2 separate regions of the Mus musculus genome follow, and region 1 is linked to region 2. A link is a loop called in an ENCODE intact Hi-C map of the cell type or tissue named here. Cell type or tissue: heart. All regions are shown on one strand. Links, peaks and the distances in the headings refer to the core of each region. The heading gives the core; the rest is flanking DNA.

Region 1 (8,000 bases), core at 1-8,000, 110 kb after region 2:
ATGTGTAAGGGTGACAAATCACTTGAAGCTAGATTACAGACAATTGTGAGCTGCCATGTAGGTGATGGGAATTGAACACGGGTCCTCTGGAAGAACAGCCAATGCTCTTAATTGCTGCAGCCCAATAAACTTAATTTAATAGTAATTTAATAGTTCCTCTGTGGAACAACATACAATTTTTAAAAAGCTTTTTGTATATTCATCTATTTAACGTGTACATGTGTACCTGTAGCTACAGGTAGTTGTAAGCTGCCTAACACGGGTACTGGGAACTTGAGTAAGAGCTCTGACATTCTTAACTGCTAAGCCATTTCTCTAGACAGAATTCTGCTGTGTCCCCAGCTCACACAACTTGCCATTCTGCTGCTTAGTCCCTAGAGTACGTGGGACACAGACACATGCCACACAGCTGGCTAAAAAAGCAAGCTCTGCCTGCTTAAAAATAAATTAATTAATAAACAAATTAATTAATTAATAGTATCTAGGTGTAGTGGTACATGTCTTTAGTTCTAGCACTCAGAGGAGGCAGAGGCAGGCAGATTTCTGTGAGTTCAAGATCAGTCTGGTCTACAGAGCGAATTCTAGGACAGCCAGGGTTACACAAAGAATCCCTGTTTCAAAAAAACCATGAAAAAAAGTATTTAACTTGAGCATGCATAAGTCAGAAGAAAACTGGAAGGAGCTGGTTCTCTGCTTATACCCTTTGGGTCCCAGGGATTGAACTAAGGCTTTGGCTCGGCAGCAGGAGCCTTTACCAACTGGCCTTCTCTCTGGTCCTTCGACTGCACATTAAACTATGTGAATGTCATACATGAAACTCTCAAACTTTTTCATTCTCTACTTGATGCAGAATCAAGGACTTGCCACAGAAATCCTCCTGAAAGATGCAGTATTTCAACATGGGCTTGCTCTAATGGCCAGCAGGAGAGAGCTTCCCAGTGGGCTGGGGACTGAGGCTCGTCACCTGGCTCTTCCTCACCTCAAGGTGATCTGGGTCTGATGCATACTGCACTGCTGCATAGAGCTCTGCTCCATCCTGCAGAGCATGGACTTGCTGCCGTGTGAGTGTGCGGGACAGCACACACCGCTGTGTTGTGTCTTCTGCGGGAGGAAGGGAAGAAAGCAACAGTGATCGGCTAGAACCAAAACTTGGGAGTGAAAACCATAGAGTCAAGCAAAAGCACCAAAAGGAGGGAGGTTAGACAAAAAAGAGCCACAAAGAGCAGCAGGACAGCTCAGCTGATAGTGGCACTAGTCACCAAGCCTAACAGCGGGGTCTGATCCCTGGGACCCACAAGGTAGGACAGAAAAGCTTTATAAGCTGTCCTTGACCTTCTGTACATGTGCTGTGACAGGAAAGAAAACATTAAAAACAAACAAGCAGCTGTCTACTAATAGCTTCATTTAAGAAGAAGAAGAGGAAGAGGAGGAAGAAAAGCAGCAGCATCAGAAGACGACAATGGTGACAACGACTGTTGCAGTCACAGTTAAAGCACTACACATAGGGGTTTATTTGTAACTTGTAACTTAAATAACTTATTTTTCATATCGATCGGTTTATTCATGAAAATGATATAATCTAATGATAATTTTAAATAAGCTAGATAGTGCAAGTCCAGTCTATATTTTAAAAGTCCATTTCTGAGTAAATGTGTACGTGTGCTTGTATGAAAGTGTGACACTGGCATGTGGTGCATGGGATCCCCTGGAGGTGGAGTTACGGGTGGTTATGGGCAGTGCAAACTGAACTCAGGTCTTCTGCAGGAGCGCAGAACACTTTTTTTTTTTTTTTGGTTTTTTGAGACAGGGTTTCTCTGTATAGCCCTGGCTGTCCTGGAACTCACTTTGTAGACCAGGCTGGCCTCGAACTCAGAAATCCGCCTGCCTCTGCCTCCCCAGTGCTGGGATTAAGGGCATGAGCCTGGCTTTCATTTTTTCGTATATGTGGTATTTTTTTAAGTTAAAAAAAAAAAAAGCAGATGCAGATTTTTTTAAAAAGCAATTACTCGACGAGAACTCATGTAATTTATAAAACACTGTAAGAAATAACAGCTTGGCCGGGCAGTGGTGGCGCACACCTTTAATCCCAACACTTGGGAGACAGAGGCAGACCGATTTCTGAGATCAAGGCCAGTCTGGTCTACAGAGTGAGTTCCAGGACAGCCAGGGCTACACAGAGAAACCTTGTCCTGAAAAACCAAAACCAAAACCAAAAATAAAGTTTGTAATACGAAGCCCATTTTACCTTCGTGGTCTTTAAACTCTGTGTGGACTTTGGTGAACAAGGCCTCTAGTTTCTTCTGCTGGGCCTCTGCAAATCTCAGTGCTTCCTTCTCCTCTTCTCTCTCACTACGAAATATGTACAATCCAGACACTGTCTTCTCCACCCACTGACAATGTAAAAAAACAGCAAGGAACATTCAGATTCTCTCCAAAGAAAGGGATTACATGATAAGTTTCAAAAGGCACCATACCTGTAAAGGGTACACTCTCTGAACAATGATATCCACACAGCCAACATTTCCTCCGTCACTGAACAGTGAGGACAAGGGCAGAGGGAAGGGCCTGGGGTCACGAAAGAACCCCAGCCTGCTGTGCCAGCGAGCAGGCCTTGTGCTGTTTGCAGAAATCTGCAAAAAGGAAAGAGGAATTCAACTAGCAAGATTTTGCTGAAAGGACCCTGATATAGCTGTCTCTTGTGAGGCTATGCCGGGGCCTAGCAAACACAGAAGTGGATGCTCACAGTCAGCTATTGGATGGATCACAGGGCCCCCAATGGAGGAGCTAGAGAAAGTACCCAAGGAGCTGAAGGGATCTGCAACTCTATAGGTGGAACAACAATATGAACTAACCAGCATCCCCCAGAGCTCGTGTCTCTAGCTGCATATGTATCAGAAGATGGCCTAGTTGTCCATCAGTGGAAAGAGAGGCCCATTGGTCTTGCAAACTTTATATACCTCAGTACAGGGGAACACCAGGGCCAAGAAGTGGGAGTGGGGAGGAGGGCTTGGGGGACTTTTGGAGTAGCATTGGAAATGTAAATGAAGGAAATACCTAATTAAAAAAAAAAGGATTAAAATTCTAGTGAAGTATGTAATTTGTTCACAAAACTATTTGTTTGAAGATCTTTAATTATAAGGGGACTTAATTGCAATTTTAATGTTACTAAGTAACGGAGTACTTAGCATGGCATCATTTCAATTGAGATAGAAAGATAATCCTGTACCCTCCACCTCCACTGACAATCCTCTGATAAATACATTTGGAAGCTTTTGAAATCAATCAATCAATCAATCAATCTTAAAAAAAGAAAAAAGAAAAAAGAAGTTAAACACAGGCCAGTCCATGGTGGTGCACACGTGCAATCTCAGCACTGGAGAGGCAGAGGCAGGTGGATGGATCTCTGAGTTCAAGGCCAGCCTAGCTTACAGAATGAGTTCTAGGACAGAAAAAAAAAAGTTAAATACAAACTAAATTCTACTTTACGACTTTCTATCATTCTTTTGGGATCTTTTAAGAACATTTGTGGGGCTGGATCGATGGCTCAGTTGTTAAGAGCACTGACTGCTCTTCCCGGGGTCCTGAGTTCAATTCCACACAACCATCTGTAATGGGATCTGATGCCCTCGTTTGGTGTATCTGAAGTCAGCTGCAGTGTACTCATATAAATAAATCTTTTTTTTAAAGATTTATTATTATATCTAAGTACACTATAGCTGTCTTCAGATGCACCAGAAGAGGGCGTCAGATCTCATTACAGATGGTTGTGAGCCACCATGTGATTGCTGGGATTTGAACTCATGACCTTCGGAAGAGCAGCTGGTGCTCTTAACCACTGAGCCATCTCTCCAGCCCTAAATAAATCTTTAAAAAAAATTATGTCCTTGAAAATTAGATCACATATAATGAGCTGGTATGCTGTAAATATTATAGACTATCATGTAGTAGTAATGGGATCCGATGCCCTCTTCTGGCGTGTCTGAAGACAGTGACAGTGTATCCACATACATGAAATAAATAAATCTTTCTTTTTTTAAAAGAGAATATTCGTGTGTGTGTGTGTGTGTGTGTGTGTGTGTGTGTGTGTGTGTGTGTGTGTAGAGGGTGCTAAAGAGATGGTTCAGCAGTTAAGAGCACTGATTGCTCTTGCAGAGGATCTGGGTTCAATTCCTAGCAACCACACAACTACACATATGCTCACAACTCTAATTCGAGGGGATCCAATTCCCTCTTCTGGCCTCAGAGGGAACTGGCTGCATATGGTGCAAAGGCAGGAAAAACACTTATACTCATAAAATAAAACTTTTTTTAAAATCTCATAAAAATGACTGATAAAGGCAAAAAAAGTGAGTAAGCAAAAACTGTACAAAAGGGAAACTACTTCAACAGAATGTATTTCTCAAGAATATTTCTACTGTAGGGCTTGGGGTATAATCTACTGTAGTGCACCTGCCCAGAGTATGCAAGGTCTGATTCTCTAGCAGTACATGTGCATGCACACACACACATACTCAAACTCACACATACACTTCTACTACAAAGGATCAATGCTATTTAAATATTTCAAATAGAAAAATAGGTGAGGGGTGGGAGGTGGCTTAACTGGTAACGGTCTTGCCCTGTATGCATGAGGATCTGAGTTCTATCCGCAAAAGCACTGGGAAAATGCCAGGTATGGTAGCATGAACTTGTAATTCCGGTGCTGGGAGGAGGGGACAGAGGCACAGATACCTAAACTCAATTCTGGTATAGACTGACTCTTACTCATTAACTGCAAGTTCATCTAGCTCAAGAAATAGCTCTGCCTCCCCTAACCAGCAGAAACTGTTAGAAAAATTTGCTTCTTATATTACTAGTACATTGTCAAGAAATTCTATCCTTACGATCGAAGTAAACACATCATTTTAAATAAATTACCGCTCTGGAATATAAGGGAGTTACGGGCTGGTCCTTGTCCAGAGTGTACAATAATGTAGCTTACCTTTAGCCTTAGGGAGTCTGGGGCTTCCAGAGGTGCACAGGCATCAGGAGAGCCCACCAGCTCTGCTCCCTGAGTAATGATCTTCTGACCCACAGTCAGTTTGCCACTCTTTACAAGAGCCATGAGTGGAGGGTCTAGCTGGGCCCTGACAGCGTACCACCCATCTGTGAGTTCGATCGTGTCCACTTTGTTGGCATCCTCACCACTAGTTTTACCGCCTGAAGTTTCAGACACCTTTGTGCTTGGTGAAATGATGTCAGAAATACAGAGAACAAGGGTTTTTGCAGCTGTGTCATCCCTCTCCAGTATCTTCTTTAGAGCCGATCTCCTGCTGTTGTCAATTTCCACATCGTATCTGAAAAGGAACCCAAGATGCTGATTCTAGCAACTGTACCCCTGGGGGCTCACTGTAAACAAAGCCAGCGGATACTTGAGAAACAGTGGAGCTAGTTCACTAGGCTAGAAATGCAACAAAGTCAAGAGAGCTTGTGGTGCTACAATGAGGACAGAGGTTAGATCCCAGCACACACATAACAAGCTGAGCAGAGTACATGCCTGTAACTCCAGCTCTGAGGTCCCTGGAGACAGAGAGACTGCTGGGGATTGGCTTCCATACTAGCCAAGAAAGTGGGAGCTCTAAGTTCAGAGAGAGAGAGAGAGAGACCGTGCCTCAAAGGAATAGGCAGAGTGTGCTAGTGGAGGACTCAAATGCCCTCTTCTGGAGTGCATATCCACACACACACACTCACAAATAAATAAGCAAAAAATTTTTAAAAATCAGTTAATTAAGCCAGGCATGGTGACACATGGCTTTAGTCCCAGTACTTAGGAGACAGAGGCAAAGGATCTCTGACTTCAAGGCCAGCTTGATATACAGAGTCAATTCTAGGATAGTCAGGGGCCACACAGAGAAACCCTGTCTCAAAAAACAAAAAATTCATCAAAGATATACTGAAAAGATAATTCTTAAGATTTTAGCTAGAACATAGACCGAACCAACAACCAAAGACTATGCACGGGCTGGACCTAGACCTCCTGCACATTTGTAGATGTGCAGTGCAGCTTGGTCTTCATGTTGGACCCTAACAATTGGTACAGGGGCTGTCTCTGACTCTGTTGCCTGCCACTGGATCCCCTTCCCCTAAATGGACTGCCTAGCTGGGTCTCAATGGGAGAGGATGCACTTAGTCCTGCTTGGACTAGATGTCCCAGGATGGGGTGGTACCCAAGGTAGGCTTCCCCTTCTCTGAGGAAAAGGGGAGAGGATATTGGGGGAAGGGACTTGGAGGGGGGCTGTTACTCAGAACTGGTTTATACACCACCTTTGTTATAGAAGTCAGGAGCTACACAGGAAACTGCAGACTGAATGACACAGTCACTTACTGCCATCCTTTCAACTTGCCTGTATTTCAGTTGAAGCAGCACTCTTTCTGGGTTTAGGCATCTATTAGCAAATTCCTTAGGAAAAGCAAATTCCATAGCTGCCAGTTTCCATACAATCCACCTGTAATGGTTAGCAACCCAGATGCTAGAAATAAGCTTTGGATCCACACCTGGAGTGTCACACAGAGCCCTGAGCAAAGAAATATACAGTACAATAAAAACACAGAATAATATCAGATCCCTCAACCGTCACTATTCTCTCGTACGCAATCACGCAGAAGCTTGTGTGTGTATACACCAGTGTATAGCTTCTGAGTGGTTCATGTCTATGTTCTGAGATTTTCTGGTTACATTACTGACAGTTATAGATTTCTGTTTAAATTTTAGTGCTTATAATTTTAAATTTTATTAAAGTATACAGTGAAAAAGGAAATGACAAAAATGGGAGAATACCATAAGGCAAATTCAAATTCAACTTTCTCCCATAATATATAAAAATACAACCAATTTAAAGAAAACAAAAAATATACTTCATTAAATCCCAAAATAAATCACATTCAATTTTTAAAAGATTTCAAAACAATGTCTAGTGAACTAAAATACATTTTAACAAAAGAATCCAGATTAAAAAGAAAATGACTAGCAAATTTTAACTTGAGTCATAAGGAAAGAAAAGAGAGAGAGAGAGAGAAAATACAAAGTTAACACAAAATCTCTTTCTCCACACAGCACCTATAAAATTCTTCTTTTCCAGCCTTGCCATCATTGGAGGGGATCAGCCATCCACCATCTGCCAACTGAAAGCCTTTGCCAGCACACAGATCTTCTTTACCAAAATGATCCTGAATATCAAACTGAAAATACTCAGCATTTTTGCTATTAACGTTTATGCACTCTTTAGAAACGCCGTATATATAGAGCTGTACAAAAGAAACAATAGAAAAATGTGATAAAAAAATTAAAAAGTGAAATACAGACCTAGAATATAAACAAAACTAAACTTATCCAGAACTGTTCACTTAAGTACTAAAATAGTCACTATAGAACAGTTAACTGGCCCAGGAGGATAAAGGAGTGACAAAGTGGTGCTTAGCATGCAGAAAACACTGGGTATGAAGCACACACACACACATACACATGCACAGACAAAACAACACAAGCCCCCTCTATACTAGAAGCATGTTTATAAACTGCTTGTGTATTCAAGAGTTGGTTACACTTTTTATTTTCTCTTGTATCTTCCTGTCATTAAATCTGCCACAAGAAGGCACTGTGGGAACAAGCAGATAAGCAATGTCTGCCTTCTCCAGTGGCAGGCTGTGCTTCTTCAGTAGTACATATCGTAAAATGAATGAAACACAGATCAGCACGGCCCCTGCACCAGGCAGACATCCAAATTCACAAAATGCTCCATTATGCTGTACAAATAATGGTGCTAATAACTTCCTTTTAGAGCCCAGACGTAAAAGTGCAGAGGGCCCTATCAGGTGTTTGCTTCACCCAAACATGACCAACCAAGTGTCTTTCCCTTTACACAGTAGCTCTGGGGTCAGACCCGTGTGTTGGAATATGACTCCAGGCTGTTATCCTTCAGCTGCTACTTAACCCTCTCTGTGCCTTAGTCCTCTTGCCTGAC
Region 2 (10,451 bases), core at 1,117-9,116:
TCCTGGAAAAAGGAGTGATATATTTAAAAAAAAAAATGTTGGTCTTATATAGACATGGTTACAACTTTTTGTTTGTTTTTCGAGACAGGGTTTCTCTGTATAGCCCTGGCTGTCCTGGAGCTCACTTTGTAGACCATGCTGGCCTCGAACTCAGAAATCCGCCTGCCTCTGCCTCCCGAGTGCTGGGATTAAAGGAGTGCGCCACCATGCCCGGCGTTTACAACTTTCTTTGGTCAGGAAAAGCACAGTCCAATCCCCATCTGTCCTTCGTTTGCTGCCATAGTAAATTAGCTTTTGTGCATACAACTACACCAATTATCTTATTCAGCTGCAGCTCAGAGACTGACAGCTGTCTGTCTGAGCTAATACTGCAGTGTCAGCAAGGCTGTGGTCCTTTCTGAAGGGTTGTGGAAGGGGAGAGGCCAGATAGATGCCTTTCCTGCCCTTTGGAGGTTGACTTTGTTTCTTGGTTCATGTCTCTCCTCCACTGTCTTCAGTCAATACCACAGCATCTCCATAGGCTGCTTCCTTCATCTCGTGGCTCTCTCCAGCTCTCTTCTGCCCCCCACCCACTTTTCAGTTGCTATGACTACTCAGCACCTAGGTAGGTAATTTGGAACAACCTCTTTTAAGATCAGCTGATTACCAAACTTTATTCAATCTTAAACCTTAATGTCCCCTTATGTATTAAAAGGTTCTACATGAATCTCCTTGGGAGACATTATTCTGCCAATCACATCGTTCCTATTTTGGTTATGTAGCTATTTCTCATAGGGCCCAAAGTTAAGGTTAAAGAAATTAGAAAGTTGGAAGCTATCAAAATTGCAAGTAGCCAATCTGAAGAGTCCTAAATAGAGCCCATTGACTTACTTTGAATGCAACCTATACATGCTATAAATGGTTTCCCAACAGCAGCAAAACATTTACTAAACATCACAAAGCAGGCTTCGCAGCTCATTAGGAAATGAGGGAACAGTAGCCTAACTCAAGGCATGTCCCAAAGGCCACACAAATGATCCCTGACAGTCTACAACAGGGTTTAAATTCCCAGTAGACTATGCAAGGATACCACATGTATTATCTTTAGTCCAGGAGAAGTGGGTCTGCATTGCAGGGAGTGGGAGAATGCCAAAAATCATCTGGAAAAGTCTACAGATTGTGTGTACCTTTTCAGCCCATAATAAAAAAATTATAGCCGAGCAGGGGAGACACATGCCTTTAATCCCAGCACTTGGTTGATAGAGGCAAGAGAAGCTCTGTGAGTTCAAGGCCAGCTTGCTCTACAGATGAGTTCTAGAACAGCCAGTGCTGTTACACACACAAACTCTGTATTGAAAAAAACAAAACAAAAAAGGAAATAAAGAAAAGAAAACAAAGAGAAAAGGACAAAAAATAAGTATAAAAATATAGCTAAAGTTAAAGTAATCAAGAATACAGGATGGCCGGGCGTGGTGGCACACTCCTTTAATCCCAACACTCAGGAGACAGAAGCAGGTGGATTTCTGAGTTCGAGGCCAGCCTGGTCTACAGAGTGAGTTCCAGGACAGCCAGGGCTATACAGAGAAACCCTGTCTCGAAAAACCAAAAACCAAAACCAAAAACAGGATGACCTGGAAAAACAAACAAACAAACAAACAAAACCCAAACAATCAAAAGCCAGGACTGGGAAGTTGGCTCAGTGGTTAATAGCACTTGTTACTCTCGCTGGGTTGCAGTTCCATCACCCACATGGTGGCTCACAGCAATCAGTAACTCCAGTTCCAGGGAATCTAACGCCCTCTTGGAGCCTCCTTGAACACTGCATGCATGTGGTACACAGGCATACACACAGGCAAAGCACACAGTAAGGTTTTCATTGGGGTGGACAGATGGGTTAGAACATTGGCTGCTCTAGCAGAGGACCTGGGTTCAGTTCACAACACCCACGTGGTGGCTCACAACTACCTCTAACTCCAGTTCCAGGGGATCTGACGCTCACTTCTGCCCGCTGCAGACTCCTTCATAAAATGAAAATAAATTTAACTTAAAACTAATAGGTTCTCCTGTCTCTACAGCCATTTATACTTTACTGATTTTCTTCAATGTTTGGAATATCTGAAATAATTGTCTTCTACATTTTCCTCCACTGGTGTGATACTACAATCATAGCTTCGGACACACTATATGTAAGCACTCTGGTTTGAAAATCCATCATTTATGAATATAGATTACAGCAACTGAGACTTGTGAAATATGCTGCAGTAGTTCTGAAATAGGTTGTACAAAATGATACATCAAACTGCTATTTACTGTGAATGATAAATAATTTGTTGTTAGTCAGGGTTCACTAGAGTCACAGAACATAGAGAATAAATCTCTCTTTATATGTACACGTGTATGTATATGTATACATATATATATATATGCATATGTCCATACACATATATGGAATTTATTGGAATGACTTACAGGCTGCAGTCCAGCTAATGCAACAATGGCTTGCGGTGAACAGAAAGTCCAAGAACCCAGTAGTTGCTCAGTCCCACAAGGCTGGGTGTCTCAGCTGGTCCTCCATCTATGCTGGAATCCCATAGAAGAAGGCTCCAGTGCCCGTGAAGGAATGGATGTGCTAGCAGGCAAAGAGCAAAAGCTTCCTGCTTCCGAGCTCTTATATAGACTTCCAGCAGAAAGAGTGAACATTAAAGGCATTTCTTCCCAATTCAAGATGTGGATCAAAGGCATGCATGTGTCTTCTCATCTCAAAGGTCAGAACTAGAAATGGACTCTCCCACTCCAGACCAAACAAAATCTTTCACAGGTTATGTCCTCCATTTCCAGATTGTGACTCATTCCAGATAGACAAGCTGACGACCAAGAATAGCCATCACATATGTAATCTCTGACAATGACACCAGAATCTTGTTAAGAGGGTGTTCATATTCAGAGGATGCTGATGGGTTCTGGTGTGCTATAGTAAGCATCAACTGAAGGAGGCAGTATATACACTTTTATATGAAAATCATGTTTCAAGACGTCAGTGGTGGCTTGGCTCAATGATAGAGGGCTTAGCTGCCATACTTGAGGTCCTAGGTTCAATTCTTAGAAGTTGTATTAGTCAGGGTTCTTTAGAGTCACAGAACTTATGGGTAGTCTCTATACAGAAAGGGAATTTATTGACGATTTACAGTCTGTAATTCAAGTCCCCAACAATGGTCAGCAGCAGCAGTGAATGGAAGCCCAACATCTAGATCAGTCCCACAAGGCAAGGAGGCGAAGAAGAGAGAGAGTGAATCTTCCTTCTTTCAATGTCCTTATGTAGGTCTCCAGCAGACAGTGTGGCCCAGATTAAAGGTGTGTGCCACCATGCCTGGATCTGTCTGGGACTTGCTTTGTCCCGGATGACCTTGAACTCAGAGATCTCCCTGTCTTAATCTTTAATTCTGAGCCACTATGCCTCAAGGTCTCCATGCCAAAATCCAGGTCAGAAACTTGTATCTCCCAGCCTCCAGATTAGCTCACAGGTGAGAGCTTTCCAATTCTGGATTGTAGTTTATTCTAGATAGAGTCAAGTTGACAACCTGGAATAGCCACTACAGGACTGAAGCTGTGTGTGTGTGTGGGGGGGTGGTGGTGAATGTTAAAGGAACAGTGTTTCCAGCTGCTGTGGGACAATGGGATATAGGAGGGTGCTGGAGCAATGTGCAGAATAGACAATAGATTTGGTGTTACATTCTAGAACACTCCACCAGAGTCTTCACAAGAGAAGGGTAGTAATAGGGACTGGTAAGAACTGGGACGAGGACACTGCTTTTCATAAAGTAAATGGGTTTTCTCTCTTTTACACAACACTCTTAAGAGAGAGAGAGAGAGAGAGAGAGAGAGTGTGTGTGTATACATATTTACACACACACACTCAGGTGTATATATATGTATATATACACTCAGGTAAAACACTCACATAAAATAAAATAGTGATTTGTTTTAGTTTGTTTTGTTTTGTTTGAGACAGGGTTTCTCTGTGTAGCCCTGGCTGTCCTGGAACTCACTCTGTAGACCAGGCTGGCCTTGAACTCAGAAATCTGCCTGCCTCTGCCTCCCAAGTGCTGGGACTAAAGGCGTGCTCCACCACTGCCCGGCTTCACTGTGCTTTTTATCTATTATACTTATAAATTAAAACATTATTGTGGGGGCTGGTGAGATGGCTCAGAGGGTAAGAGCACCCGACTGCTCTTCCGAAGGTCCAGAGTTCAAATCCCAGCAACCACATGGTGGCTCACAACCATCCGTAACAAGATCTGACTCCCTCTTCTGGTGTGTCTGAAGACAGCTACAGTGTACTTAAAATAATAAATAAATCTTTAAAAAAAAAAAAAAAACATTATTGTGTTGGAGACAAGACTTATTCAAATATGCTGAGATGGCCGATCTTCTTGTGCGGGCCCAAACGAAACAAGGGGTGGAGAGGACGACAGGCTAATAGAAATGGAAAGGAGAAAAAAAAAGACCTTTAACTGGAGCTAGTCATTTGGTTGGTATTTAGTTTTAATTCAATACATATTTATATAGCAGTTTTCCTATATCTGGAAGTAAGATACTTTATAATTTCTTCTCCCCAAGAGTCATCTGTTATGGGGTTCTGAGGTGCAGGCACTCTATTTTGCCACAGTTGTTCAGAAGCTTAAAATTATACTAAATGGTGTTTCTGAGAAACCATAGCAACTGAGTTCTGTTACACAAAATGTTTTCCCCTTTGAAGCCTAGGCTGATTCTTTTGTCTCCTGAAAAGCCTGAAAACTGTTCACTCACCACAGAGGCTTGCGCGTCCATCCACCTGGGGGCGCCAAGCACTCTTGTTCTTTTTGAGTCGTGAACCCCAGAGGACGTCGCTGCCTTTATAGATAAAGGTGATGTTTCTTTAAGAAACTTCCCCCCACTACAGGGCGGGGAACAAGACTGAGTCTACGTTGGTGGCCAAAATAGCTTGTAAGTCTTGCAATGGACTCTGGAACACTGAGTTTCGGTGCCTTGAGGTAAACGAGGACTGCGGGACGCCGGACTTCAATCCCCATAATGCCGGGCGTGAGCCCGCGGTGCTGCATGGGTAATCCTAGAGGTGGCGGCCATCTTGCGTATGAAACTGCTCCAGCCTCGCGTCTCTTTCCAGCTCCGTTTAATAGCTACGTTTTGGACGGTCTCTCGTCTTCCCGGAGGTTCGTGTGTTCGCGGAAGTTCTTTTTTTTTTTTTTTGGAGGGGGTGGAGTGGGGTGGGGGAGGGCTTGGAGAGGAAGATGGTGGAAGTGCTTACAGAGCGATGGGTCCCGGTGGAGGTGAGGGAGGTATTTCCGGTTTCGTCTGAGCGAACGGCTGGCGCCTGCACCTCCGGCTTTGACACAGCTCTCGCCTCACTGCGAGCGTGGAAGCCCCAAGAGAAGCCTGTCAGCCTTCGGGACCTCCCCGGATTCTTAGAAGGGATCTTGACGTTTTCCTTAGGGACGGAGAAGCCGGAGCGCCCCTGGCCTGGCAGCCCGCCCCCGGTCAGGAGGCCTTGGGGGCCCGGCAGGTAGGGCGCTGACGACGTCGGTCCACCCTGCTGCACTTGCTTGGTTGGCTCTTGACGTTAGATTGAGGACATGGGAGCATGTGGCCGAGGTGGGGGCTCTTTCCGGGAACCTGGCTTTTCTCCGCAGTTGGAGCTTCCTTCGTCTCTGCTAATGGCTTGTCGCCTTTCTTCTCGTTTGTAGGGTTTGGGTTTTGATTCCAAGAGCAGGCCAGATGTGACCAAAAGAGCGCTTTTGGTTTCTTAACGCCCCTCCCTCTATGACAAGAGAAGCGAAGTTGTGATTTTTTTAAAAAGACATAGTCTCTCCCAACCAGGCTGCTCTGCAACCCATTTGTGTAGCCAACCCATACTGGACTGGAAATCTATTGATAGGATTACAGGTTTGAGCTACCACGGCCTGTCAAGAGTAATTTTAATTACATTTATTGACAGGGTCTTGGGTAATACAGACTGACCTTGAACTTACTGTGTAGTCCAGGCTGGTCTTGAGCTCCTTTCAACACCTGCCAAATGCTAGTGTTGCAGTCATAGACCACCCTGCCTAAAAAGTGTATTTTTCAAGTTAGAGAAACTACTAGAAAAGATGAATGATTTGATTTTTAAAGTTTTCTGATTATTTTCCCTAAGCATAATTTGTATCATCACTAAAACTCAAAACTTTTTTTTTTCCAAATTATTACATTCAATTGGAAAACTGCTTTTATACTACTTAAAAGAAAAAGACCCCACAAAGACTGCGTTTTTAGTTAACCTGGTATTTGGATGCTAAAGAGAGATAATTGTTTGGAAGTTAAAGTATATACTACAAAAGACATGATGATTTTAAACAGGAAGGTATTTGTGGTACAGTGTACTGAAGGAAAATGAGATTTTGTAACTTGTGATTCATGTAAAAGAGTTGTCTATGAGCCCGGATGCCAGGGCAGGGCTCTTGACTGTAAAGATGAAAAGGAATGCAAGGACGCAGGCAAGGCTATCTTGTCTGAGTTGACACCATCTGGCTGGAACCTCCCCTCTGTCTATTGCCCCTTGGCGCCGGGTAAAGTCATACATCAACTGGTTGCTATGTGAACAAGATAAGCCCCCAGCCCACAAGAACAAAGTCCTGATGCCCTTTTGCTGAAGCCAATAGTGTGTCTAGTGTGTAGCTATGCTGAATTCCACACCCCTAAGCCCCTCACCCCATAAAAACCCCTAGCTTTTGAGCTTCGTGGCCGACATCCGTTATCTCCTGTGTGGGATGCATGTCGGTCCAGAGCTCCGTAATTAAACGACCTCGTGTAATTACATCGAGATGGTCCTTCGTGATTTTTTGGGTGCACGCGAATCAGGAATTGAGTCGGGGTTTCCCCACGATCTATCAGTACCATAGGCAACTTAAATGTCAACTCTGTATCTGTACATACATATATAAATACATACAGTATGGATTCAAGTTTCCAAATTTAAGTTTGTTTTTTGGTTTTGTGGTTTTTTGTTTTTTTTTTTTTTTTCGAGACTGGGGAGACAGGGTTTCTCTGTATAGCCCGTCCTGGAACTCACTTTGTAGACCAGGCTGGCCTCAAACCTAGAAATACGCCTGCCTCTGCCTCCCAAGTGCTGGGATTAAAGGCGTGTGCCACCTTAAACTCTAGGTTCTTAAACTCTAGAGTGGATTGTTTAAAGATAGGACTGGTAGCACAGGCTTGTAATCTCAGCAACTCAGAAGGATGGAAAATCCAGGGCATTACTGTATTCTACAGAGTGAATTTAAGGCCACCCTTGTCAACTTCGTGAGACATTCTCACAACATGAAAAAAAGACATCGGGTATAACTCTGTAGTGAGGTGCTTGTTTAGCTTGCATGAGATCATGTTCATTTTCTGTACCTCCAAAAAGAATGAGGTGCACATATTTTTAGATGATATGAACTTCAGACTCCTCCCATAAATTATTATGACAGCACTTAAAATAAGTGATTATAAAATTACAGGCTGGGCTGGTGAGATGGTCAGTGGGTAAGAGCACCCAACTGCTTTTCCAAAGGTCCGGAGTTCAAATCCCAGCAACCACATGGTGGCTCACAACCATCTGTAACAAGATCTGACTCCCTCTTCTGGAGTGTCTGAAGACAGCTACAGTGTACTTACATAAAATAAATAAATAAATCTAAAAAAAAAAAAAAGGACACAAGATCGTCTGACTTCTTTAAAAAAATAAAATAAAATTAATTACAGGCTGCTGACTGTAGTTGGGAAGGTCTTACTTTTTTTTTTTTCTTTTGTTTTTTAAGACAGGGTTTCTCTGTATAGCCCTGGCTGTCCTGGAACTCAATCTGTAGACCAGGTTGGCCTCGAACTCAAAAATCGGCCTGTCTCTGCCTGGCTTTAGAAAATAATTTTTGATACAAGCATTTAATAGTGAGACCGGCCAAGCGTAGTGGCGCACGCCTTTAATCCCAGCACTTGGGAAGCAGAGGCAGGTGGATTTCTGAGTTCCAGGCCAGCCTGGTCTACAGAGTGAGTTCCAGGACAGAAACCCTGTCTTGAAAAACAAAACAAAGCAAAAAAAGTTATTTTCTAAAATTCCTCTCATGAAAACACATGTGTTTATATTCTTTAACGGTGTGTCCTAATAATTGTATGCTTTACTCCTCAGATGCCTTATAGTGAGGTTGAAGCTAAGTTTTTGGGACCTGGAAAAGAACAAACAAGAGAACCATGCTATAAAAAATTGAAATCAGCTGCAGATGATGGTGTTTCCCCCCTTCGAGGTGGTCCTGATATTCACAGAATCCAAGAAAAACCCAGAAATAATAGGGTCGCGGTGGCCACCATTAACTTCAGAAGACGTGTTTGTCCTCAGGAAGACAAAACCAGTACAGATGTGTTAAAGCCATTGCACAAGGAGATGCCTGGTGATAAACTGGGTGGTAGTGAATCCATCGGTTCCCCAGCTTTGCAGGATGGAAAGCCTTCACCACTGGCCAAGGATGATGAAATCTATAGCACAAGTAAAGCATTCATAGGCCCCATTTACAAACCCCCTGAGAAAAAGAAATGCCGTGAAAGGAAGAGTGAGACAGATACTTTCAGTAGTATAGATAGCAAAAGAAGACAAGAAGAAAAACAGAAATCTAACTCCAAAAAATTGGAGATGGATACAGAATTATCCCAGTTTTACAAAGAAATTGAAGAGCTGGAAAATGAAAATGAAGCTTCCCAAGGCAGTTGTACGGAACCAGAACCTTCCGAAGAACCAATTATTTCTTATGACTGGGCCTGTAATACTCTAAAGTCTGAGGAGGAAAACAAAGATCTCAGTGATGTTCTTCAGTCACATTGTGGTTATCAAGAGTACTTGGAGGATGAACCAGACTATCCCTGTGATGAGCAGTTGATGCCTGCATTTTGTGAAACTTCATTTCCTTCCTTCAGGCCTGAATGGCAGTCCATGCATCCTTTTGTCATACCCCATGATCCTCTTTCCAGTTTTAATTATTTTAATTTTCAAAGATTTGGTACCCCACTACATCCATCACCAGATGTTTTCCATGGTCGAGATGACTCTCAGATGCAGAATGGGTGTTACGTAGACAGTTATCAGGATGGCTGGAGCTGCTTGACGTTTGATCAGAACGATGAATATGCTAACTATGATGTGACTAGCAATAATGTTCATCCCTTTAGAAATGGCTGCAGTGTACAAGATGAAAGTGTGAATAATGGTTTCTGTGAAATCCGAGAGTGCTGGCAAGATCCTTCCATGGACAAGCATAATGAAACAGACAGGTTTGTGAACCAGTGGTTTCAAGAGGAGAAATTAAATAAATTGCAGAAATTGCTTATTCTTTTGCGAGGCCTCCCCGGTTCTGGAAAAACAACATTGTCTCGGTAAGTAAAAGACCTGAGTGAATACTTGATTATGAATTCATTGCTTAAAAATACATGAGTTATCAGTCATAAATGCTTTTGTATTTCTAGTAAATCCTTTATATGCTATATTTGAGAGTGACATCTGACTGGAAATACTAAGATGTACAAGAATGGGAAAGGGAGAATTTGTGTATATTTAGTTTCTCTTAAGGGCTTTACAACTAAGCTACAGTTAAAGCAGCAACAGAAGCAATGCTGCTTAGCCTTTATAACTTCAAAGAAGGTGGGCTCTGCACTAGAAAATCTGGGCTCTGGTACTTTTTCACTGTATGCTGTTGAGCGTGTTTTGCTGTCTTTAATAGGGGAATAAGAGATAGCTATTTTCTTAGAATTTGAAAAAGAAATAGATAATCAAAGGAAAGAAATATTGAGTGTATTAAGCATTATGCCATGTTCATACCTGATTGGGAGAATCTATATATGTGTGTGCGTGTGTGTGTGTGTGTGTGTGTGTGTGTGTGTGTGTGTATGCATATTTTCCCTTTTTTTGTTTTTTTTTTTGTTGTTTGTTTGTTTGTTTGTTTGTTTTTCGAGACAGGGTTTTTCCATGTTGCCCTGGCTGTCCTGGAACTCACTCTGTAGACCGGGCTGGCCTTGAACTCAGAAATCCACCTGCCTCTGCCTCCCAAGTGCTGGGATTAAAGGCATGCGCCACCATTGCCTGACATACATAGATAGTTTCATTCTCTGTATGGGTGTTTTGTTTCCATTACATCTGTGCACCACTTTCTGGAGACCAAAAAAAAAAAAAAAAAAAAAATAGCATCAGATCTCCTGGAACTGGAGTTACAAACAGTTGTGAGCCACCATGTGAGTTCTGGGAGTTGAACCCTGGTCCTTAGAAAAAGCATCCAGTGTTCTTAACCACTGGTCCATCTCTCCAGCTCTGTGAGATTGAATTACTATAGTTTTACAAATTTAAGCGTGTTGGATTAAGCACTCTGAATTAGAGGAGTTAGAGCTGGTAATGTTTTTATTATGTTACAAAGTTTTTCATT

What was found. Peaks named below come from ENCODE experiments on the same cell type or tissue, not always from the same donor. Only the 100,000 strongest peaks of a DNase experiment are listed, where the experiment ranks them.
Region 1: a loop joins it to region 2, with 2.1 times the contacts of the local background. A loop is called at or near these places in 2 of 42 quality-filtered maps.

Annotation. Positions count from the first base shown.
Region 1 is chr5:150,551,491-150,559,490 of GRCm38, reverse strand. It overlaps Brca2 (breast cancer 2, early onset), which reads right to left. Exons shown (of 27, transcript NM_009765.3): 16 at 7,097-7,284; 17 at 6,384-6,554; 18 at 4,982-5,336; 19 at 2,475-2,630; 20 at 2,246-2,390; 21 at 980-1,101. It overlaps Gm42529 (a long non-coding RNA gene), which reads left to right. Exons shown (of 2, transcript XR_001785034.1): 2 at 851-1,062. It also overlaps the pseudogene Gm23641. Among named protein-coding and RNA genes, the nearest start is that of Gm42529, 5.5 kb to the left of the region's middle. In heart, for the core only: CTCF peaks have their summits at 3,942 (motif pointing left) and 7,614 (motif pointing right); no DNase peak of the experiment used is centred there.
Region 2 is chr5:150,660,239-150,670,689 of GRCm38, reverse strand. N4bp2l2 (NEDD4 binding protein 2-like 2) reads left to right here and starts at 5,078. Exons shown (of 6, transcript NM_201369.3): 1 at 5,078-5,189; 2 at 8,177-9,411. The coding sequence starts at 8,177. In heart, for the core only: a CTCF peak has its summit at 4,807 (motif pointing right); a DNase peak (open chromatin) is centred at 4,989; H3K4me3 peaks cover 2,413 bases; H3K27ac peaks cover 1,653 bases.